Linked DNA regions of Homo sapiens: regions 1, 3 and 4 are each linked to region 2. Evidence: chromatin contacts called from ENCODE Hi-C or POLR2A ChIA-PET data. All regions are on one chromosome and are shown on one strand. Each heading gives the region's core, a stretch centred on a gene start or an enhancer-like site at or near the end of the contact. The rest is flanking DNA. Distances are from core to core; before and after follow the strand shown.

Region 1 (6,246 bases), core at 2,853-5,352, 1.2 Mb before region 2:
AGAGTTCTGCAGCCCAGATCACAAGTGCTTATGTCCAAATGTTGACGAAGTCTTAACACCCACACCAATCTTCCTCACATTCATTTCTTCCCACAATCCTAACTTTAAAATCTGTCATCTTCTTTCTTAGATGACCATGAAATAAAAAAGGAAAACCAAGAAAAGTTTTAGGGTATGCCTGATCTGGTGTTACATTAGAACTCAGACATTCATAGTTCAAACACGCAGGCAATCTTTCAGATTGGATGACAATCATTATGATAATTTCTTCAGGTACGTGATTATCACATAGATCAGTGAATCCCAAACCAGGATGCATTTCAGAATCACCTGGAAAGCTTTTGGGGAAGAGGGGAAAACAGGCACAGATTCCTGGGGATTCTGAAGTCTAGAATTCTGTTTTGAAAAATTTCCCCTGGTGATTTTGCTATAAGGTCAGGTTTGGAAACCACTCATCTGGACCCAGTGTACAGATGTGAAAACTAACGCCCAGAGAGGTGATTGGCTCACCTGCAGTCACCATACTACTCCTGGGGAACCACTCATGTCCAGGCAAGATTGTGCTCATGAATACCAGCACATACACTGAGAGACGGTAAATACATGATCAACACACAGTTCCGTTCAGTTCAGGGGACCAAGTCAGACCACGGCAATCTCATCTAACACACACTCCGCCTCTTCCTGTTCCCTGCACACTTTTCTTCTCACCTTCTTCCCGTATTTCCTAAGTGCTCGCAGTTGCTTAGCTTTTTCAGACCTCTCCATGGCAGCCTGTTTAGTCTGCAGCTTCTGTCGAATCTACAACACAAAATGCTGTCAGTTCATGTCATTTGAATCTGGAATGACCACTACTTAGGATTCGCTAGAGCAGGGAACAGATATTCCCTGTTCTTTAAACTGCGGAACTTATAAATCATCAGTTCCAACCCCTGAGGACAATGGGGCCCACAGGCTGAGCACTTTACCAAAAGTGCCAGAGTGAAGCCAGAGATTGAAAGTCACCTTCCCGCTCCCAGTGTGCTGTCTGTTTCATTATACAAACTGCCTATTTGTAGCCCAGGAAAGAAGACAAACTTCTCCCCATTTCTACTGTCAGTAGACTGAGGCTGGAAACCAGTATGCGGCCTCAGTGTCCTTTTCTAGTATACCACATACACAATAAAAACCCAGGCAGATACCAGGTGCCTAGCCTTTTCAGTCAAACATACACATTTTAGTTAAAGGATGAGAAGTTGTCAGTGAGAATTTGTACAGAGTTCACAGTAAGAAGGTGAACTACTACCACGACAAAAGCTCCCTAAAATCCAGCTTGAGACCCCAGGGTACTATTTAAATATACTTATCCCTCAGTATCCATAGAGGATTAGTTCTAGGACCCACTACAGATATCAAAATCCACAGATGCTCAAGTCCTTTATATAAAAATGGTGCAGCATTTGCATATAACCTACACTCGCCTCCAGTATCCTTTAAAGTCAGAGGACCTCAACTCCCAGGCCACAGACCGCTACGAACCCACTATGAATCTGTGGCCTGTTAGGAACCAGGCCGCACAGCAGAAAGTGAGTGACAGGCAAGCAAGCATTACCACCTGAGCTCCACCTCCTGTCAGATTGGTGGTGGCGTTAAATTCTCATAGGAGTGCGAACTCTACTGTGAACTATGCATGGAACTATGCATGCAAAGGATCTAGGTTGCCTGCTCCTTATGAGAATCTAATGCCTGATGATCTGAGATGGAACGGTTTCATCCCAAAACTATCCCCTCCCCAAGTTCATGAAAAAATTGTCATCCACGAAACTAGTCTCTAGTGCCAGACCGCTTCTTTAAATAGTCTCTAGATTACTTATAATACCGAATACAATGCTATGCATCACCTCATTCTCATGGATTCAATGTAGTTCTCGGCACACGGAAAATTCAGTTTTCCTTTTGCAATATTTTCAAATTTTTTTCCCCAATATTTTTGATCCAAGGTTGGTTGAATCCACAGATGCTGAACCCATGGCTATGGAGGGCTGAATGTATGTTGGATTACATGCTGGCAATCCCTTCTTCCAAAGTTAAATGAGGTCCAAGTTCTACCCAACTCTAAATTGTACTATATCTGAACCATCTAAGAATCCCTCATTTTACAGAGGAGAAAACTGAGGCCCAGAGAAAAGTAATTGTCTACAAGTTCTAGCACTGACAGTGGCAAGGGCACAAGAATGCTGTCCTCTCTGCACACCATGTCATGACCATGCCAGCTAGGAAATGCACTGGGCCATCTTCACCTCGGGGACCACACTTCACACAGCACTGTTCCTCTCCTTAATTGCTGATTTTAGAAAAAATGTCATTTTTATATGCATCTAATTGGTGGTAACTGGCATGACTCTGAAGTAGCCAATCTATGGAAGAGGTAATAATTGTCCTCTGACAACTGGCTCCCCGTTATTGGGCTCATAGCTATCTTTCTAAGCCAGCTGAATATGCTTAAGTACAAAGTTTTGACTTTCCAGAGGAAAACTTCTATTTCTTACCTTCTGCATCTGCAGATCAGATTTGGCCATTTCCGCAAAATAATCAGTGGGTCGCTTCGTAGGGACTTTGAGCTGATGGAGGCGGGGTAAGACTGCAAGCACTGCGGCCTGGGCTTGGCGATAGCTGAGAATCGTAGGACAAAATGTGTAATGAGGTGAAGGAGGAGGCCTTACGTTCCTTTTCACCGCCAATCATGAGTTATCCAAGCTCAGAAGGACTCTCAAAATCTGACCTCCATTAGCAAGAACAAACAAACAAAAACTGTCTCACTGATTTAGTATCTAAAAGAAATGTAGCCGTATACTAGTTTTTAAAAAGGGGAGGGGTGTTGCTAAAAATAGTTTAAGAGAATGACTACTCTAAAGGTACCCATTAACACAAACGAATGTCGATTATGGATTCTTATGTAATTACTAAAGCAATTCCACACAAGAACATCCCATAAGCAATGTTTGTTTGTTTGTTTTCCTAATAACTGAAGCATGCACAAAAAGTTTTAACATGAATATTTCAAATTAGCCCATAAAGTGGATTTTGGATCGTGACCGTGGACCAAAGAGCTCTTCTCTCAAACAGGAAGAATCTCCTAGCTATTCTTAGTCAAAAGAAGCCGCTCTCTCTACTCCTAGGCTTATTCTGAGTGCAGACTTACTAATTTCCCCTCTTTCCCACTCTCCTGCACAAGGATCCTCAACTTCTCCAACATTTGAAAACAAACATACAAACTCATCTCTCGCTGGAAGTCGTCTTCTGGATCAACAGCTTTCTGGTCCTTGTTCTGAGGTGCTGGCGCCTCAGATCCACCGATCTCCGGTACCGGACCCAGTGTCACATCGAGCCTTTCAACCCATTCCAGATCCCGCTTGAATTCTGCCAAACATTGCTTCAGGCCATTCTAGGAAATCCAGACACTGAGCTCACAAGAAGGGAACTCTGAGTTTGTCTTTCCCAAGCACAGGCTGTTAGGCGAAGGGACAAAGTGCTAATCCCCAATACCCAGACAGGTAATTGACCCTCTTGGCGAGGCGCAGGGTGCATCTTTCCTGGGACAAGAATCGGTCTCCCAAGCCCAACAGCGCCTGAAGCGCATCCCATGTCCGAGTACCCCCGACCCTGTGCCCACGCTCACCACGTCGTTCACGGCCTTCTTCGGCCCCTCTAGCACGACATTGAGGCCTGGCTTCAGAAGCCCTCGGGAAAACGCATCCTGCAACTGCAGGACACAATCACGGTCACTCCCAGGGGTGTAAGGCCCCCTCTCCCACGCCCAGCCCCACGAGCTCGGCTGACACCTACCTCTCTGTCTGTGACAAGGGATTCATCGGATTCCGACTCCGAATCCGAGAGCGGGGGAGTGTCCATCTCGCCGCACGCACGTCCCACACCTACAGGAAGAAACGGGGTATCCCGAGACCCAAGCGGCTAGCAGAGGGCGGCCCTGGCCGCTGCTGCCTGCCTTCAGCCCCCTACTCCCACGCCGTGGCTCCACGTGCCACCGAATCGCTCCAGCGCCAGCAACTCACAGCTACTGCTCAACTTTTGATTGGGACTTCCGCTTCCGGCGGCAAACCATACTTCCGGTTTGTCGTTGCTATAGGAACCGCTACGGCGTTTGAAAGTGTCCGGGTTGCTTAGGATCCCTACAGGTAGCGCCTCTGGATACATGCGTGGTCTGCTGACCCAGAGAGAAACGAAAGGTGGGAGGGGGTACCTGGGGGTCGCCAGAAGGAGCTGGTAGCAGTGAGGGTACAAAGGAAAAGGCAGAAAAAGGAGCCGCGGGGGTGGGGTGGCGCGGAGGAGGACCCCGGGGGAGGGGAAAGGGGAGGGACAAGGGGAGGGGAAAGGGGAGGGACAAGGGGAGGAGAAAGGGGAGAGACAAGGGGAGGAGCAAAGGGCGGGGAGGGCGAGTCCGGGCCGGGGGCGGGGTCGGAGCGGGGCGGTGCTCTCCACTCTGAAGCGCTGCCTTGGTCTTCAGCAGAACTGTTTGGCGGGAGATCATGTCAGCCGTGGTAGCTCAGACGCTGCATGTTTTTGGTCTTCGATCCCACGTGGCCAACAATATCTTCTACTTCGATGAACAGATCATTATATTTCCTTCAGGAAATCACTGTGTGAAGTACAATGTGGATCAGAAATGGCAAAAATTCATTCCAGGTAAAACTTTTTCCATCCTGACATATACAGGAATGGTATGTGCCACATATAACCCCATAATCCCAGCATGATGATTGGAAAGAAAGATTTTGGCCAATTTGAATATATATGCAGTATTATAAATGTAGAGGAAATAAATGGCGACTTGTATTATGAAACTAGATTAATCAGTCACGCATATGTAGTTAAAATCACATATAAAATGTTAATTTAAAAGTACTTTTTTCACTGTAATTTCATGAAAATATGTTAAGAACCCCTCTTTTGGTGTCTTCAATATCACTGCCTTTGTCATCACCAGAGCCACTTTTTGAGTTGTCTAACAGTTTTCCTGAGCACACCACCTTCATTATATCACCGTTTGAATCCAAGTATGATGAAGACACTGTAAACTTTATCCCAAGTCGCAAATAACCATTTGTATAGCATTACAGCCCTTATTTTTGTTCACAGTGGTCCTGTTAATGATATTCATTATTTCAACAACCGAATCCATTTTCCCATTCTTTGTTGCATTGACACCTTTTATTGTGACATATACATACAAAAGAATGTACCCTACATATATGTCATATTTAAAGAATTACAATAGAATGTAGATCTGTGAACCCAGCCACCCAGCATAGGAAACAGAATATTACCAGTTCTAGTGCTTCTCCCTGTATTCTGTGTCTTGCTGCATCAGTTCAATGTCATGCTTTTGAGATTCACACATCTCGATACATATAGCCAAGTTCATTTTATTGCTATGTAGTGTTCCATCATATGAATATAATGTCTCAAATATATGTATTCACTCTAATATTGAGGGACATTTGGGAAATAACAATCATTTGCTATTACAAACTATACTACTATAAACATTCTTGCATGCATATACATTCATCTATTTGTGCAGATTCTCTAGGGCACACAGCCAGGACTAAAATTACTGAGCAATATGATAGTACCAATTTACACTCCCACTAGAAGTGCATAAGAGTTCTTATTCCTCAGCAACCCTGCCAACCCTTGGTATTGTCCAACTTCGTAATTTTTTGCTAACCCAATGGTTGAGAAAAGGAATTGTGGTTTTCGTTTGCATTTTGCTATCATTAATGATGATGAGTATCTGTTTATGGGCTATTCCTATTTAGTCGTATGTTAAATGCCTTGTTCAAGTCTTTTACTTGTTTTTTACAGTTTGTTGTGCAGGATATTTTTGGGCAATTTTATTGATTTACATGCACAATTTATATATTCTGTATATCAATAATTTGTCAGATATATATATATGTCTTGCAAATAATTTCTTTCAGTTTGGGGCATTTTTCTCCCATCTTACAAGTATCTTTTGATGGACAAAAATTATTAGTTTTAATAAAGTCAAATTTATCAACCACATAATATTCTGTTGGAATAAGCTGTATTAAATACAGTTGACTTTAATTTATTGATGTTTATTTCCAGCATATTTGCTAAATTATTATTAATTCTAATGATTTGTCTATAGATTATGCAGAGACTTCTACATAGACTATCATGTTATCTACAAATAACGATGACTTTCTTCCTTTTTCTTGT
Region 2 (5,715 bases), core at 2,768-5,267:
GCCAGGCTGGTCTCAAACTCCTGACGTCAAGTGATCTGCCCACCTCAGCTTCCCAAAGTGCTGGGATTACAGGCGTGAGCCACCATGCCGGCCTGCCAACTTTCTAAAACATAAATCTAATGTCAGTCTACTGCTTAAAACCCTTTAATGGCTTCTTACTGTTCTTAAATCTGATCCAGAGGTCAGCAAACTATGTCCCATGGGCCAAATCTAACTGTCACCTTTATTTTATAAATAAAGTTTTACAGGAATACATCCATGCTCTTCCTTTTCATACTGTCTGTGGCTACTTTCATGCATAACTGCAGAGTTTAGTAGAGTTGAGAAGTTGTGACAGAGACCCAAAGCCTAAATATTTACTATCTTATCCATTACAGAAAAAATTTGCAGAGCACTAATCTAATCTTTTTTCTACTCCCTGGTCTAATCCTAAGAGTTTATAAGGCTAAGGCTCTGGCCTCTGCTTAGCTCCTGCTTCATCTCTCCCCATATCCTCCTGTCCCCTGACCACTAAGTACTCTGTTTCAGCCACATTGAACTTTCTCAAATTCAACAAAGCTCTGACACTTGGTCCCTCATGTCTTCACCTAATTTTTTTTTTTTAATTTCCCGTGTTCTTTGAGGGTTCGTTTAATTCTATGTGAGGAGGTTTACTTCCTCTGAGAGGCCTTCCCTGAGTCTACAAGTCTGGGTTAGAGACCTTTCTGAGTATTCCCAAAGCCTCTACACTTCCCTTACTATAGCACTCTCAGATCATATCATAACTGCCTTTTTACTATCAGTCTCTCCCATGAATTTGTAAGCTCTATGGTGTCAGGGAAGGTGGCTTTCTTGTTCACCACTACAATCCCAGGAACTAGCACAGTGCCTGGCCCTTAGCTATTGAACAAACAAGCTCGAGTCCCTGGATATCAATCATCCAGAGTATGCCTCTTTAGCTGGTCCCTGATCCTTGTAAAACAGACAGGTTGGAACTAACCACCCACCAAAAGGTGACATGCAACCTAAATTAAACCAAGATCCCAAAGGCCTTGGTCAAATACATTAGCAAAAGCCAAACGAGAGCCAGGTGTAGTGGCACATGCCTGTAGCTCCAGCTACTTGTGGGCAGGAGATCACTTGAACCCAGGAGTTCGAGCCCAGCATGGGCAACCTAGCAAGGTCTCATAGATAGATAGATAGATAGATAGATAGATAGATAGATAGATAGATAGATAGATAGATAAATGTTTAAAGCCAAATGAAGATGTTTCTTCCTATTTTCTTAAGATGTGTATTTCTCAGGATAATGGGCTATTCTGGTTCTATTCAACCATCCTGAACCTAAAGTAGGTGCTCATGAGATGCCCATAAAGCAGTTGTGACAGAACTTGACAGTCTGGATCTCCCACCTCCAACTCTTACCACTTTAGAAACTTTAAGTAAGTTTCTACAGACTTTGAGCATATGTTACTTTATCAGAAGAAGCTACAAAAAAATATGATTCGTTTAGACTTTGGGGATACATGGGAAAAAAAATACAATCTGCATCAGCCCCCACCCCCTACCCTCCAAGCCCAAATACTCAGAAGAAAATAAAGCCAGACTTGACCATGCAACAGGATTCTCACCTCTCCTTACTTCGAAGATGCCAAGACCGGCAGCTGGGGATGCTGAAGGTTCTGTGAGAGCTGGAAAGCCCCAATGCTGTGGATAAATACACATCTCTGCAACAAGTCTATTTCAATACCAAGGATCAAATCCCCATGAAGGATACTACACCTCAAACTCTAAACTCAAACTTCGGGATAACTGCTATCTATGTGCAAAGACAGTGCCCCCACAGAGCTTTCAGAAACTATTAGTACTACATTTGTAATGATTTTCATGTTCTCTAGTCATATACTTTTGCTCCTAAGGAGGCTCACCTCCTAGAAACACTAAACATTTACCGAGAAAGATAGCTATGAAGTGGTGCCTCTGGGTAGTTTCAGAATCCTAGTCTAGTCAAGGAGGAAGACACTGGTAAGGCTGACAATATTCAGAACTAAGGAACTAAGGCTGGGCCAGGACTGGGGTAGGGGTTGGTTGCCACAAATCCACAAGCCATACTGAAAATGGCCACATAGACTAGGAAACACTTTCAGGATAGTTCCAAGCCTGCTTCAAGCTCTAAGAAAGTCAAGGTAACTAAATCCCAAGTCAAAACATCAATAGATACCTATCATCCTTTTCAACTAATTCATATCCTCCAAAGGACCAGAAGTTGCAGAGATGCCCCTGTTAGTGATGTCTTTTGCATAAAGAAACACCTAGGGTTGGAACTAATATATTCCTGTCTACCATTCCACACATTTAAGACTTTCTTCTACTCAGATCCCCTGGGAAAAGGCCACTCACCAATTTACCCCACCACAAAGAAAACACTTTTTAAAATGAAAGGGAATAAAAGCACTTTTATTTGGAAATTTCAAGTTGGAAGAAAAGCTCTTAGCCAAGCTCTATGACCTAGCTAGCTGATTATTTACAGGATCTTTGGGCAGGAATTGTTAATGAGCTTTTAATTTGGAGTGCTTAAGTTGCCAAAGTGCTCTGAGCTCCAGTGAAGCACCACAGAATCTATAAAGGAAACCTTATCAATCACTTCCCGGCAGCTCCCTTCCCCCAACCCCCACCTCCTGAGGAAAAGGCAGCCAAGTGGGTTTCTAACCAGGATCACAGACACACATTAGTGGAGTCACACTCCAAGTCCCTGTTTATAAATTGGCTTTTAAATGGTAGGAGATTCAGGTATAATAAACTAAGCTCCAAGCAAGAACCCACTAAAACAAGGCATGCTGTATATGATAAAGTCAGAATAAAGCAGAATTTGATGAAGCCAATTTCTGGAAGAAACTCTACAATCAAAACTCATTTAGCCACTCACAACCTACTATAGTTTGAATAGCGTACACTCTTTTAGCCAATAGGATTCATGTTTTGCTGCCCTTCCGCTGGGAGACTGATTAAATGTCTGACAAGAGTAAATGCCATTGAAGTGGCCAGAGACCTCTCGCAGACACAACGATGGGCACTATTTGTTGCAAAATCCAGCTCTAAGGACAAAATCCAAACCCCCATTGAGGGGCCCCACATCCAGCATCTTCCAAGTCAACAAGGAGCAGTTATATTTTGCAAGAACTCGCAGTCAAGCCTCAATCCAAGTTCATGCTTTTTTTAAGAAAACACCTGTTGCTGGACCATTTGCAAGACAGGCAAACAGAAAGCTAGCCAGGTTAGGCCCTTATTCACTCCTTCCACCATCACTACTACCACCGCTTCAGATTTACAAAGAGGTAAACTGCTAACCTGGTGTGTGGGCATGTGTTGGCGAGAGGGTCAAGGGAATGTTCTACCCACAATCTCCATGCTCCATTTCTAGCCTCTCTAGTCAAACCTTTTTCTTCTCTAGTAATCCCAGTAAGTCAACCCCCTTAATAAACTCACCCATCCTGTCTTGCAAAGCTCTGCCCCGCTCCCCCTCCGCCAGAACATTACTCAGTAGATTAAGTAAGCATCCAGGGTAAGCACATGGGCCAGCACCCCAGGTTGCATAAATTCTGCGCACCGCGACCCTCACCCCGCATGCATTAACCAGGGCCCAATCTTGGCGGGGCCATTCAGCATCACCCACCCCGGGGTGTTGCCCCCAACTCGGGCCCATCCAAGTCCAGGGGAGAGTAAGGGGAGGGGCGGGGGGCCAGGAGACCAGCCCTCCTTCCCAGGGCCGCCCCCGCCCCCCGTCAGCAGCGGGAGAGGCTGTCGCCATGGCAACGCCCCCTCCTCGGGGCCAGCGCGGCAGGCTCCCTCCAGGTGCAGGCCCCGACGTCTCCCTCGGCCTCAGCAAGCGCTCAGGGCAGTTGGCGGCGGCGGGCGCGGCCCGCGCCGACTGCGGCGCCGGCCAGGCAGAGGCAGGGCCAGCTCCGCCCGCTCCCCACCGCCCGTTCCCGGCCGCCTGAACAGCGGCAGCCAGCACCACGAGTCCACAACACACCGACTCACCTCCGCGCACTCTGACCCCGACCGACGCGGCGGACGGGCGGGCGCTGTGGCCAACCGCTGAGCCCGCTGCCGACCCCTTTGACCAATGGGCTGCAGTCAGGCGGGGCTTCTTCTCCCCAAACGCTCGCTCTCCCGCCGACATGCGCGCTAAGGTATGTCAAGATGGTGACTCCCGGCCGCCGGCCTTATGGGACTTGTAGTTTTGACGTTGCACAAACTCAGAAGAGAAGACGGGGACGGGGACATCACTTCTGATCTGTGAAAGGAATTTTTTTAAAATGAAACTTTCTATGGCCTACAGCGATCTAACCAGGATCACAGACACACATTAGTGGAGCCCCCCATCTCCGTTTTCCCGCCCTCCAATATACCCGTAAGGTGAATGTGGGCTCACAACGTGACAGAATTCTATTTACATGACTCCTCATGATTCGTTCATTCAACAAGTAATTATTGTCATCTACTTTCGGATGTGGGCCTGGGGGAGACCTGAGACAAGGAGGGATTAAGCTAAGAGGAAAATGCTTAGATTTGTGAAGGGCCGTCCTAAGGAAGAGGGAACTGGCTTGTTCAGGTCCACTCAGAGGAAACTTCTGTTTAAAAGGTTTCTGGCCTCAGCTGTGAGGAGCTTCCCCAGTCAGTCTCTCCAGTAAGCTGGAGAGACCTGTGTTTCTTCATCCTGGTTATGCCTTTCTGGGTAGTCATGGGTCCCAGGTTATGAGCTGGGAATGATGGCTTTGACAGCTTCCCAATCGGTCAGGACCCCATCCTCTGGGCCCAGCTTCAGTTACCAAGCCCCTCTGTGTGCTGTCTGCATACTTACACTTAGGATGATGTCATTTCTGGGCCCTACCACCTCTGAGAGCGGACCTTACCATAACGGTTTCCACCTGAGCTGAGAGTGCCTGGTAATCCCCATATCAGGGAATGCCTTCCTTAATCCCACCCACGTCATAGGTTAGGTGATTCTGCTGTGGACCTATAGCATTTATCATATTGTCTTATAATTGTCTGTTTCCTTGTTGTCGCTCCCACAGGGTTTTAAGTCCTTTAGGAAAAGCATTTTTTCCATATTGTTCATGTTGTATCAGTAATACACCGCATAGGGCAGGTATAAAGAAGGCCCGCAATAAATGTCTGCGAACAAATGAGGGAATATCCAGCAGCAGGGACAGACTTATCCCGAGGTCAGTAAAGTGGAGGCACTATCCCCCAACTCTTGGAGCTGGAACAGATTCTCCTATTATTACCTACACATTAACCCCAGTTGGTCAGTCAGTCCATCTGTATTTATAGTGCCTCTCTTAAGTGTCAGGCACTGTTTCTGTTGCTGAGGATTCATTGATGAATAACGACACACCTCTATTCTCAAGGAGCTTTTAAATTGGAGAGGGAAGCTGGGTGTCGTGGCTCACGTCTGTAATTCTAACACTTTGGGAGTCTGAGGCAGGAGGATCCTTTGAGACCAGGAGTTCAAGACCAGCTTGGGCAACATAATGAGATTCTCATCTCTACAAACAAGTTAAAAATTAGGCAGGCATGGTGGCACGTGCTTGTAGTCCCAGGTACTCAGGAGGCTGAGGTGGGAGGATCACTGGAGCCTGGGAGGACAAAGCTGCAGTGAGCCATAATAAATAAATTGGGGAGGGGCTGTAGGAGGAAGAATAGATAATAAAACAAGTAAATATAAAAATA
Region 3 (5,632 bases), core at 98-2,597, 1.8 Mb after region 2:
GAGGGGAGGGGTAGGGATGATTAAGAGGAGCACCTCCTTCAGATCCTAGAGGGTCTTTCTGAAAGGAGGGCCCTGGCTGCAGTGAAGACATCCAGAGAAACTGGGTCCTGTCCCTTCCTCTGTCTGCCTAGCTCTACTCCCCTGACCAGGGCCTAGTTTCACAGCCACTTTCCCCAGGGAACCTCCCCTGACACTTCCCCCTCCATTAGGGCCCTCCCTACCCAGTGCTCCTGTATTCTTCTATTTGAGACCTTGATTTCCTTGGTCCCCTCCATTGTTGGTTTCTAGAGATGGAGCCAGGCCCAGGGACCCAAGCGGGGGATCAGACCTGGGTCCTGGCCCTAACTGCCTCACAGGGGTGTGCCTCTCTGCAAAGCCAGCCTGATCAGACTTCAGGCTTCCGTCAGAAGCTTAGAAGTTGTACTTGGGTTCCGATTCCAGAACTTTGGGTTCAAATCATTACCTATAGGGACATGACACATAGAGGTCTCCCCTCTAGGAACCTGCTGCCCCTTTCCCACTGGGGCTGGCCAACAGGGGTCCCAGTGCCTGATTTAGGTGGGGAGGAAGCTGGGAGGGAGCGCTCGGTGGGGAGGGTTTGGGACATCTCTATACCTGACAGAATCTCCGCAGGGCCCGCTGGTTTGTCAGTTTATACTTCCAGGTAAGGTACCAGCTCCGCTTCTTCCGAGCCCCAAAGGGCTTGATGAGGGGGCTGGGCTTCCAGTCGTCCATACCGGATTGGCGGGTCACCAATGTCCTGGCCAGCCCATGACTTCAGGAATCTGAAGGGACCAGAGGGCCACATGGGGTAAGATGCTCCTCCCAAAGTCTGATGCCTTCTGGGGAGATGAGGGAGGACCTCCCAGCAACTCTTCCCTGCAAGCACCCATACTGTGTGACATGGGGAAAGTGGCTCAACTTCTCTGGGCTGGCAGGAAACCCTTCAGTGGGGTTGGATCACCTGGAAATTCCCTGAGACTGGAGTAACTCTCTGAATCAAGGCTGTCCAAGGGTGGAGGCCAAATAATCGGCTCAAAGTTCGTTAGCCCCTACAAGGACCAAGTTCCAGGCCTTCCCAAGCCTGTGGTGAGCAAAGAGCGACCTCTCCTGCCCCAGTCTTCAACCCTCGTCCCATCCTATCTGCCCCAGCTTCTCTCCTCCTCCCAGGGCCCGGAGCCGCCCGAGGGCTCAGGAGACCTGCACCGGCAGCGCTACCCGTTCCGGACACCCACGCGGAGGCACTCACGGCTTAGGGGCCCCGGGCCCCGCTCGGGCCCCGCTAGGGCCCTCACTGCTCGGCCCGGCTCGCCGCGGCCTCCGCCTCCTCCATGCCGCTTGCGGCCCCGCCCCGGCCTGGCCCGCCCCCCCGCTTCCGCCGCCGCCGCCGCCGCCGCTGCCGCGGGGTGAGAGGGCGACGGGCGGTGCTTAGGGCGGCGGCGGCGGCGGCGGCGGTGGCGGCAGCGGCGTCGGGGTGTAAGCAGCCAGCGAGTAAGGCGAATGCTCAGACCGTGCTAGGCAGCTTCGCAGCCCGGCTGGCTGGTGGGGCTGCCTGCACGAGAGCAGCCCGCTCCCCAGCACCGCCGATGGCAAGCCCGACTCCAGTCAGAGGCCTAGCACCTTGGACCAGATCACAGGGCACGCCAGGGTCAGAGGGGCTGCAACCCTTGGACACAGGGCACACACCACCCGCCCCATACCCGTCCTGGGCAAGGCCGTTACCTAGTCCTGGGGCATGCACAGCTATTGGAGGCCAAGGGAGATTAAAATCCAGGTTCTGTCACTGTTCTAAGCACCTTACTGATGATGTTTAATTCCACAACAACCCCATGAGGTAGGCGCTATTATCATTATTATTGTTTTTTTTTTAATTGAGACGGAGTCTCGCTCTGTCGCCCAGGCTGGAGTGCAGTGGCACCATCTCGGCTCGCTGCAACCTCCGCCTTCTGGGTTCAAGCGATTCTCCTGCCTCAGCCTCCTGAGTAGCTGGGACTACGGTCGTGCGCCACCACACCCAGCTAATTTTTATATTTTTAGTAGAGACGGGGTTTCACCATGTTGGCCAGGCTGGTCTTGAACTTCTGACCTCAAGTGATCCGCCCGCCTTGGCCTCCCAAAGTGCTGGGATTATGGGCAGTGAGCCACCGTGCTGGCTATAGGCGCTATTACTATCCCTGTCGCAGATAAAGAAATAAGACCTAATATCACAAAGCTAGGAGAGGTGGAATTGAAACTCAGCCTAGCTCCAGATTCTGCTCTTAACCACTGCACTCTGCTGGCAACAATACATAAGAATTGCCAGGTTTAAATAACATCATACATAGAAAGCAGTTAGCTTAACACAATGGTTCTCAAACTTTAGCTTGCGTCAGAATCACCTGGATGACTTCTTAAAACAGAGGTGCTGGGCCCCATCCCTAGAGTTTTAGATTCAGTGGTCTGGGGCAGGGTGGGATTTTGCATTCCTGAGAAGTTTCTAGGTGATGTTGATGCTTGTTTGAAGTGGATAGCCATAGAACAGTTTTAGGCAGGGGAGCAATATAATCCAATTTCTGTTTTAAGAGAACCTTTACTTTTTTTGTGGAGAATGGGTTGGAAGCAGACAGAGGAAGCCAGAAGACCAGTTAGATTTTTTTGAGCTTTCTGTATTCCATCTGCTTCCTGAATGGTGGGGTAATATCCCCCAAAATGAAATGTTAACAGTACTTGTCTTAGGAGTTAAAGAAATACATGATTTTTCCTAGTAAGTATGTATAAGAATGGAAGAAAACCCAACACATTTTATTACATTTGAAAAGATGTCCCGGCTGGGCACCATGACTCACGTAATCCCAGCAGGTTGGGAGGCCGAGGTGGGGTGGTCAGTTGAGGTCAGGAGTTTGAGACCAGCCTGCCCAACGCGGTGAAACCCCGTCTCTACTAAAAATACAAAAGTTAGCTGGGCGTGGTGACAGGCGCCTATAATCGTAGCTACTCAGGAGGCTGAAGCAGGAGAATCGCTTGAACCTGGGAGACAGAAGTTGCAGTTGAGATTGCACCACTGCACTCCAGCCTGAGTGACAGAGCAAGACTCCGTCTCAAAAAATAAAAAAATAAAAATAAATAATTAAAAGATGTCCCTCAGGGTTCCTTCCTGACCCTCTTTTCTCCTCAAACTGACTCTTCATGGATGATCTCATTCTCTCATGACCTCTGTTACCAATCTAGATGCCCAAACTGACATTGGCAGTTCTAACCTCTTTCCTGAGCTCCAGGCTGCCTGATGTCCAGCAGGACATCTTCACAGGCCCCTCTAACGCAACAGCACAACTTCTGGAATCATTTCCTTTCACTCCTAGATTTCCTGTGGGTTCCCCTCCTCAGTGAACTGCACCAGGCCAAACAGCTGGGAGTCACCCTTGACTCCTTGTCTGTCTCCAGTGACCAGTCCAGGTATGTCTTGCTCACCATTGTATTCTCTACACCACACACAAAGGCTGGCACATAGTAAGCTCTCCGTAACATTTGTTGAAATCATTCATTTGTATTTTTTAACAAATTTTTATTGAATGCCACTATAAATGAATGTAACCAGTCACCTAGTCCTGTCAGTCTTACCTCCTAAAGAGCCTTCCATTCTAGTCTAATTCTTCTTTGACCTCACAATCAGCCCCAGTGCAGGCCATTTCAGTTTCTTGCTTTCCAGCCAGTCTCCTTGACTCTAGATTTTTACTCCTCCTATCCTTTTCTCCTTGCAAAATCCAGAGTGATTTTCTTTAAGGCAAATGTTGCCGGGTTCGGTGGCTCATGCCTGTAATCCCGGCACTTTGGGAGGCCAAGGCGGGTGGATCACCTGAGGCGGATGGATCCGCCTGGCCAACATGGTGAAACCCCGTCTCTACTAAAAATACAAGAATTAGCTGGGTGTTGTGGCAGGTGCCTGTAATTCCAGTTACTCAGGAGGCTGAGGCAGGAGAATGGCTTGAACCTGGGAGGCAGAAGTTGCAATGAGCCAAGATGGTGCCACTGCACTCCAGCCTGGGCAACAGAGCCGGACTCTGTCTCAAAAAAAAAAGACAAATGTTTTGTCTATCTCTAACTTAAAACCCTTCCATGGATCAAAAAGTACCAAGGAAAATGATGTTACTTAAAATTATAAAGGTAGGCCAGGCATGGTGGCTCATGCCTGTAATCCCAGCACTTTGGGAGGCTAAGGTGGGAGGATTGCTTGAGGCCAGGAGTTCGAGACCAGCCTGGGCAACATAGCGAGACTCTATCTAAATTTTAAAAAAAGTTAATTACAAAGGTAACCTTAGATGAACTAAAAAGAGTGATAGAAATATGTAGTGCCAGGCCGGGCGCAGTGGCTCACACCTGTAATCCCAGCACTTTGGGAGGCTGAGGCAGGCAGATCACGAGGTCAAGAGTTCGAGACCAGCCTGACCAACATGGTGAAACCCCCGTCTCTACTAAAAATACAAAAATTAGTCGGGCATGGTGGCACGTGCCTGTAATCCCAGCTACTCAGGAGGCTGAGGCAGGAGAATCGCTTGAACCCAGGAGGGCAGGTTGCAGTGAGTCAAGATCGTGCCACTGCACTCCAGCCTGGGCGACAGAGTGAGACTCCATCTCAAAAAAAAAAAAAAAAAGAAAAAAGAAAGAAAAGAAAAGAAATATATATTGCCAATGGGGGAAAGGAACTACAGAGTGTGAGTTAAACCCATATATCCATATTTATCTGAATAGGACAATAAACAGCAGATGAATGTTTAAAATTGAGAAGTAGTGTGGCTGGGCATGGTGGCATACTCCTGTAGTCACAGCTGCTTGGGAGGCAGGAGGATTGCTTGAGCCCAGGAGTTTGAGTCCAGCCTGGGCAATGTAGGAAGACCCTGTCTCTAAAAAAGAAAAAATAGTGGTAGGATTTACAATAAGAGGATAGTTACTCCTACCCTACCCTTTCACACCTCTAGGCCCACTCCCAATTGGCAACCACTTTTAGTTAACTCTAAACAATAACGTTATGGGTATGAACACCAAAAGAAAAAAAAAAACTAAAAGTTATTTTTTGCCAATTGGGAGTGGGCCTAGAGGTGTGAAAGGGTAGGGTAGGGGTAACTATCTTCTCATTGTAAATCCTTCTGCAACCATGGGCTGGAATTACTTGAATTAAAAGCCTAAACAAACCAGAGTTTTCATGGCTGTTCATTACCTGTTAAATAAAACCCAAACATCTCAGAACCATTTTCTGTAACCTTGTTACTCAAAGTGTGGTCCCTTATTACTTGAAGTGTGGACCAGCAGCATGGCCATCACCTGGGAGCTTATTAGAAATGCAGGATCTTGGCTGGGCGCAGTGGCTCACACCTGTAATCCCAGCACTTTGGGAGGCCAAGGCAGGCGGATCACTTGAAGTCAGGAGTTCAAGACCAGCCTGGCCAACATGGTGAAACCCTGTCTCTACTAAAAATACAAAAATATTAGCTGGGCATGGTGGCGCATGCCTGTAATCCCAGCTACTCAGGAGGCAGAGGCAGGAGAATTGCTTGAACCCAGGGAGGCAGAGGTTTGTAGTGAGCCAAGATCGCGCCACCACGCTACATCCTGGGCGACAGAGCGAGACTCTGTCTCAAAAAAAAAAAAAAAAAAAAAA
Region 4 (5,726 bases), core at 3,104-5,603, 1.3 Mb after region 2:
TAACTAAACAGCCCCAAAACCAACTTTTCTATATACTTATAAACTTTAAAGATAGCAATAATTCAGACAATAACTTTTTTATATACCAAACTTTTAAACTTAAGCAGAAACAGAGTTTGCAAGCTCAATTTAAAGTATAGCTAAACTTAACCAAATGAGATTTTTCTGGGGGAAAAAACTTACTCCACACAAATAGACCTACTGCTCAGAAAAGGGTACTAAAACTTTGTTCATTCTGGTGATTCTCTAGGCTGACCTCTGGTTAACAAAAGGCAAAGTGGTTTTTATCTTAGAAAAGGAAGGTGAACTTAATGACTTTGTTAAAATCAACTCCTTTAAGAGTAATTGCTTTTTATGTTATCCTCCAACTATTAAGTATTATCTGTTAAACCGTAAAGTTCTTTGTTTTATGGTCATCTAGATACTCCCAATCCCTAGTTTCTTAACAAAAATAAATGATTGAGCTGTTTTAGCTGAAAAATGATTCAGCTAACAGATCAATTATTTGCCTTAGTAAAGAAAAATAATAGGCTCTTTTAAATGTTTGCCTAGCACGTTTGAAATCACCTATAAAAATTCAATTTACATAACATTAGAAATATATCTACCTCAGTTAAAGTATACCTGTGGACAAAAGTTCAGTTCCTCTTACTGAACTATTTTCCAAGTTTGATTATAGGCTGTTTGAGGCAGATTTCAGTGGGAAATAGGAAACACTAAGTCTGATTTAGAAGTAACTTGGGCAATTAGGTCTCTAACAGCACAACCACGTATTAAATTCCAGACAACAGCAACTACAGCCACTTAGGGGGTATGTTATTTTTCCCCTCATCTATCTGAACAACCATAAATACACCAAAATTTGCCTTTCCCATTAGTTTTTTTTTTTTTAGTTGGAATCCTTTAAAATTTTGTCTGCCTTTCATCTTTTAGACCAACAGTCTTACTTTCATGTTTAAAGGCAGTGACCATAACAGTCAAGTTAAACACAACAACTTAGATTGCCTAAATTTGAATATAGGCCTTTTTTTTTTTTTTTTTTTTTTTTTTTTGAGAGGGAGTCTCGCTCTGTCCCCAGGTTGGAGCGCAGATCTCGGCTCACTGGAAGCTCTGCCTTCCGGATTCATGCCATTCTCCAGCCTCAGCCTCCCGAGTAGCTGGCACTACAGGCGCCTACCACCACGCCCAGCTAATTTTTTGTATTTTTAGTAGAGACGGGGTTTCACAGTGTTAGCCAAGATGGTCTCCATCTCCTGACCTCGTGATCCGCCCGCCTCGGCCTCCCAAAGTGCTGGGATTACAGGCGTGAGCCACCGCGCCCGGCCTGAATATAGACTGTTACCTACCAGCTGGATGAATCTCTGGACTCCTTTTCCTCAACTACAAAATAGGGTATAAAACAGTATCTACTTAGACCTGGCGCTGTGGCTCACGCCTGTAATCCCAACACTTTGGGAGGCCAAAGTGAGCAGATTGCTTGAGTCCCTGAGTTCGAGACCATTGCTTGAGTCCCTGAGTTCGAGACCAGCTTGGCAATAGGATGAACCCTCCCCCTCCTCTCTAATAAAATACAAAAAAAAAAAAAAAAAAAAATTAGCTGGGTGCGGTGGCACGCACCTGTCGTCCCAGCTACTAGGGAGGTTGAGGTGGGAGGACTGCTTAAGCCTGAGAGGTGGAGGCTGCAGTGAGCTGAAATCATGCCACCGCACTCCAATCTGGGTGACAGAGTGAGACCCCGTATCAAAAACAAAACAAAACAAATAAACCAGTATACTTATAAAAGTAAACAACAAGCCGGGCGGGGGCGGTGGCTCATGACTATAATCCCAGCACTTTGGGAGGCCAAGGCAGGCGGATCACCTGAGGTCAGGAGTTCAAGACCAGCCTGGCCAACATGGTGAAACCCATCTCTACTAAAAATACAAAAAATTAGCCAGGCGTAGTGGTGAGCCCCTGTAATACCAGCTACTCGGGAGGCTGAGACAGGTGAATCGCTTGAACCCAGGAGGCGGAGGTTGCAGTGAACAGAAATCAAGCCACCGCACTCCAGCCTGGGCAACAAGAGCGAAACTCCGTCTCAAAAAAAAAAAAAAAAAAAGAAAAAGAAAAGAAAAGAAGGAAAAAAAAGTAAGTAACAAATACAAAGCACTTTAAACAGCAGTCAGTCCCTGGCACATCAGAGTTATAGCCATAAAATAAAGATATGCAATCTTCTGAAGTATGATTCACGATTGTGTCTTATCTTTAACTCAAAATTAAAAATGAATTACAAGCAGAAATGTGCACCAGATTTCTTATCATTCTAAATTTAAATGGTTGAATGTGTCCTCCTCAGCTAAGCATTTTAACAGCCACTGATGAGCAATCTAGTAAATTGAATTCGCTCAAAATAAAGGTTTCCCCAAGAGTTCCCCCCACACCACAAATCAAGAGCTCTGATAAAGACACCATCCAGAATCAACTGAATGTTTATATTAACATGTACAAACCACTGAGTACCCCCCCAAAAAATCAATATCTCACTCCAGTTTAGTAGTTAACAGTGACAAAACACAAAGCAACTAGCTTGTAATTTCTATTAAAAACTTTAAATATTTTTCCTGTAAAACCACCAAAATAATTTAACAACAACAACAAAAAATCCTAGGGGTATTAACAAAAACCAACTTTTGTATTTGAAAAAACGTCAAAAGGTACATTGAAAACTGACTCCCTAGGAAAGATGAGTTTATTTTACTATTAATTTCAAAGTTCTCATTCACAATTAGCATTTCACTCTTTTATCTTTTAAATAGATACAGGCTTCAGCACCTTTCCAAATATTGAAATTTATTGGTTTTGGTTTCCAATCTATGACTTTTTGTTTAAACTTCTGGATCTATCGATTAAAAAAAAAAAGCAAACAAAAGACAGTCTCTTGTTCAAAAGGGCACGACAATCAGGTACTCCATACCTAAAGTATGTTTTCACTTGTTAAAATGTCTTACACTATTCTAGTAAATATCTCAAACTTAATAGCACCCTAATTTCCTTTCAAATATTGGATAAAAAAGACCTTAGAAAAGATCAGCAGTCTACTAAATTACAAATATAAGTCTAATGAGGAGTGACTACCAATCACTTTACTTTTGGATAAGATTTACACAAGAACACGACTTACTACTAAACTAAAACATGAACCACTATTATTAACTGTATTTTTCTGGTAAGCAATAAATGTCAATGTTAAAAATATTTCAACAAATATGACAAGCCAACTTCAGAGCACGAAGTTGGCAGATAAAATTGACACCACAGCACAATTTCAAAACTATAAGCAACTATTAAACACACACACCACCGCACCGCACCCATTCTTATGTAAACTTTTGGAATAGTCAACTTTGTGAGCCTCACCTTTGTTTTCACCCAGCATAAGGAGAGTTAAAGGTGAGACACCAACTGCAAAAAACCAAAATATCAAAAGATTCAGTTAATGTCCCCACAGGGGAAAGGACTAAAATCTTTAAACGTTAATGTATTTAAGTAATCGAAGGGCAGGGCACTTCCCCAAGCTACAGCCATTTTGGATTCAGACTGTCTTTCGAATTTCACGGGTTGGGGAGAACTAGATTTAAAACAACAGAAAAAAAATAACACTTAAAACATTTCAGGATCGACCAGCTTTCCCTGCCCCTCCAAGGAAAGGAGGTTGGTAGATATCGGATAGACTCAATCTAAGCGAAAACACCTCGCTACCACAGAGAACCGGAAAGCTGGGGGTTAAAACTTTTTTCCCCTCAGATATCCAACATTTGACTTACACTTTTTCCTCCTTAGGTTTTCCTTTGAAGGAAAACAAAAGCCCTTAGCTCTCATTTCAAGAAGGAAAGAAAAAAACCCGTAAGCCAAGTCACTCAACGAGCACCAAGCCGGATCGCCTGGAGAGGAGCCAAAGAGCCGCAGGTGAGCGTTCCGACCCGACGACCGAAGTTAAAGTAGGAGCGCTTTCGCGGAGCCCCGGCGACGCTCGCGTGCAAAGCTCCATGCACGGGGGAGGCGGGGGTGCCGCATCCGAACCACTTGACCCGTGGGCTCCGCTCGCCCCTCTCGGGTCGGACCTATACCCAACCACCTGTGTGAGAGCTTCTTTCAACTAGTTTTAACAGCCCGTTGGTTAGGCACCGGGCGGAGCCCCGCGCCAGAACGACTCCAGGATCTCCTACTGCCCCGTTTCCCAAACTCCCACTCACCGGGCAGCGGCGGAGCTATGGCCAGGGACTAGACGCTGCGTCTGAGGACGCGTCCCCAGCTTGTCGACCCGGCAGAGGCGGCTAGTCCACAACCATAACAAAGCTCTTCCCAAAATGGCTGCCCGGCCCACAAGGTCCAGGAGGGGCAGAGCGGGTGGAGGAGGAGGAGCGACCAGCAGCACGGCCCTCCCATCCCCCGTCCGACCCCGCCTTACACACGCCCACCTGAAGAAGCGCATGCGCAAGGGACTGCTCCGGCGACCCTCCCGGACGCCAGTTCCCTACGCTGCCAACGTTCGGCCTCCAGAACGGCGGTTATGCCCTGCCCCGCCCCCGGCTCCCTTCTTCGCCGCTTGAGGCGGCGCATGGTCACCTCTGCCCCCTACAGAATTGAATCCTCTGCCTTTCCTCGTGCCGCCTGAGGCACGGACAAGCCTAGTTTAGTACGCCCCTTCTAACCCCCTTGCCCACTTCCAGGGCCTGGGCGCGTATGAATGAGTGGGTGGGTATGCATGTGTGTATCCCTTTTTTCTTCACCCTCCCACAGCCCGCCCCTTGGCCAGTGCGCGTCCCGAAACTACCTCTACAAGGACTTGCAAACCGGTTTCGGAGGAACGTGTGTTTTCCGGCCCTTTCCCACCTTCCGCTCCTTACTTCTCGTGTGCGCGTCGTTGAGACTCCAGTCCCCAGCGGGCCACACGGCCTGGCCCCGGAGGCTGCGCGGCTGCGTCGGCCGCGCTACCCGCTGGGAGTAGTAGTTCCCCTGGAGCGCAGGCGTCACTCCCCCGCCCAAGCGAAGGGCGGGATTCCGGCGAGAGCCTGCGCTTGCGACAGTGCCGTTTCTCCTACCTGAAGTCTCATTGGGTATCGCACTACTGGAAGGGGCGGCGCTGCCATGACAGAGAAGGCAATAAAACTGAAGGCCTAGCTCGACTAAAAGCGCTTACTATTAAGGAAGACTTCGCTGTGGCTCCATCCGGCACGGAAAGCTAAACCGTGTAATGGCTGGCAACCAGGAAGCTAGACTACCTAGAATCCGGAGGATTGGAGGGACTGGCCGGCGTGGGCCCCTGAGATCTCCTACTACATGTCTTCAGTTTTATCCATAGACACGGAAGGGCACTAAAATTGCCTGGTGCCATTTCCTGTGAAACAAGTCTAGATAAGAGAAGGGACTTGCCCAAGGTCACATAGCCGAGAAATAAAGCCGAGGGCAGTAGGAGAAATGATCTGACTTTCCGAACCACCCCCAAGCCTAGGGCCCTTATCACCACACCTTTCATGGAAGTGAAAATCCTGCTCTTGTGCTCTTTAACCCTTAATGAAGTTTATAGGTCCCAGCAAAGAAAATGGATGTAAGAACTGGGCTTTTTTCCCCCTCTAAATGATAGTAAAGGGCCCTAATGCAGTGAGATGTGTCCCCATAGGCCTTATAAACCCTGTTTTGCAAAGTAAAACATAAGTCCCACAGATGGCAAGCAATTCAGGTCACAC

Evidence for each region. Hi-C counts contacts between places; a loop is a spot of excess contacts on that map. ChIA-PET counts read pairs that join two places held with the same protein, here RNA polymerase II (POLR2A). Pooled maps may share reads with other maps.
Region 1: a map of CD4-positive, alpha-beta T cell shows a loop between it and region 2 (5-fold over the local background). The contact joins the promoter of CFAP57 here to the promoter of ERI3 in region 2. A Hi-C loop is called at or near these places in 2 of 168 maps with a recorded cell type or tissue (CD4-positive, alpha-beta T cell and posterior vena cava) and 8 of 50 pooled maps.
Region 3: a loop to region 2 is called in a map of CD4-positive, alpha-beta T cell, with 5 times the contacts of the local background. The contact joins the promoter of POMGNT1 here to the promoter of ERI3 in region 2. A Hi-C loop is called at or near these places in 1 of 168 maps with a recorded cell type or tissue (CD4-positive, alpha-beta T cell), 1 of 37 single-sample maps with no recorded cell type and 6 of 50 pooled maps. POLR2A ChIA-PET finds 5 or more read pairs at or near these places in 1 of 52 experiments (activated CD4-positive, alpha-beta memory T cell).
Region 4: a loop to region 2 is called in a map of naive thymus-derived CD4-positive, alpha-beta T cell, with 7 times the contacts of the local background. The contact joins the promoter of GPBP1L1 here to the promoter of ERI3 in region 2. A Hi-C loop is called at or near these places in 1 of 168 maps with a recorded cell type or tissue (naive thymus-derived CD4-positive, alpha-beta T cell), 1 of 37 single-sample maps with no recorded cell type and 6 of 50 pooled maps.

Annotation. Positions count from the first base shown.
Region 1 is chr1:43,168,228-43,174,473 of GRCh38, forward strand. It overlaps CFAP57 (cilia and flagella associated protein 57), which reads left to right and starts at 4,103. Exons shown (of 23, transcript NM_001378189.1): 1 at 4,103-4,226; 2 at 4,508-4,683. The coding sequence starts at 4,527. It overlaps EBNA1BP2 (EBNA1 binding protein 2), which reads right to left and starts at 4,063. Exons shown (of 9, transcript NM_006824.3): 1 at 3,826-4,063; 2 at 3,659-3,742; 3 at 3,252-3,424; 4 at 2,529-2,652; 5 at 712-801. The coding sequence starts at 3,891. It overlaps MIR6733 (microRNA 6733), which reads right to left and starts at 3,485; the gene lies at 3,425-3,485. RefSeq lists enhancers at 3,138-3,774, 3,600-3,829, 3,775-4,410, 3,960-4,089, 4,170-4,219 and a silencer at 4,330-4,529.
Region 2 is chr1:44,351,240-44,356,954 of GRCh38, forward strand. It overlaps ERI3 (ERI1 exoribonuclease family member 3), which reads right to left and starts at 4,018. Exons shown (of 9, transcript NM_024066.3): 1 at 3,653-4,018; 2 at 1,611-1,686. The coding sequence starts at 3,787. RefSeq lists a silencer at 3,753-3,982 and enhancers at 3,852-4,352, 4,253-4,302.
Region 3 is chr1:46,197,087-46,202,718 of GRCh38, forward strand. POMGNT1 (protein O-linked mannose N-acetylglucosaminyltransferase 1 (beta 1,2-)) reads right to left here and starts at 1,348. Exons shown (of 22, transcript NM_017739.4): 1 at 1,250-1,348; 2 at 616-785. The coding sequence starts at 735. RefSeq lists a silencer at 1,277-1,476.
Region 4 is chr1:45,682,180-45,687,905 of GRCh38, forward strand. It overlaps GPBP1L1 (GC-rich promoter binding protein 1 like 1), which reads right to left and starts at 4,354. Exons shown (of 13, transcript NM_021639.5): 1 at 4,233-4,354; 2 at 3,397-3,441. RefSeq lists enhancers at 3,970-4,568, 4,195-4,344, 4,405-4,454, 4,525-4,644, 4,665-4,994.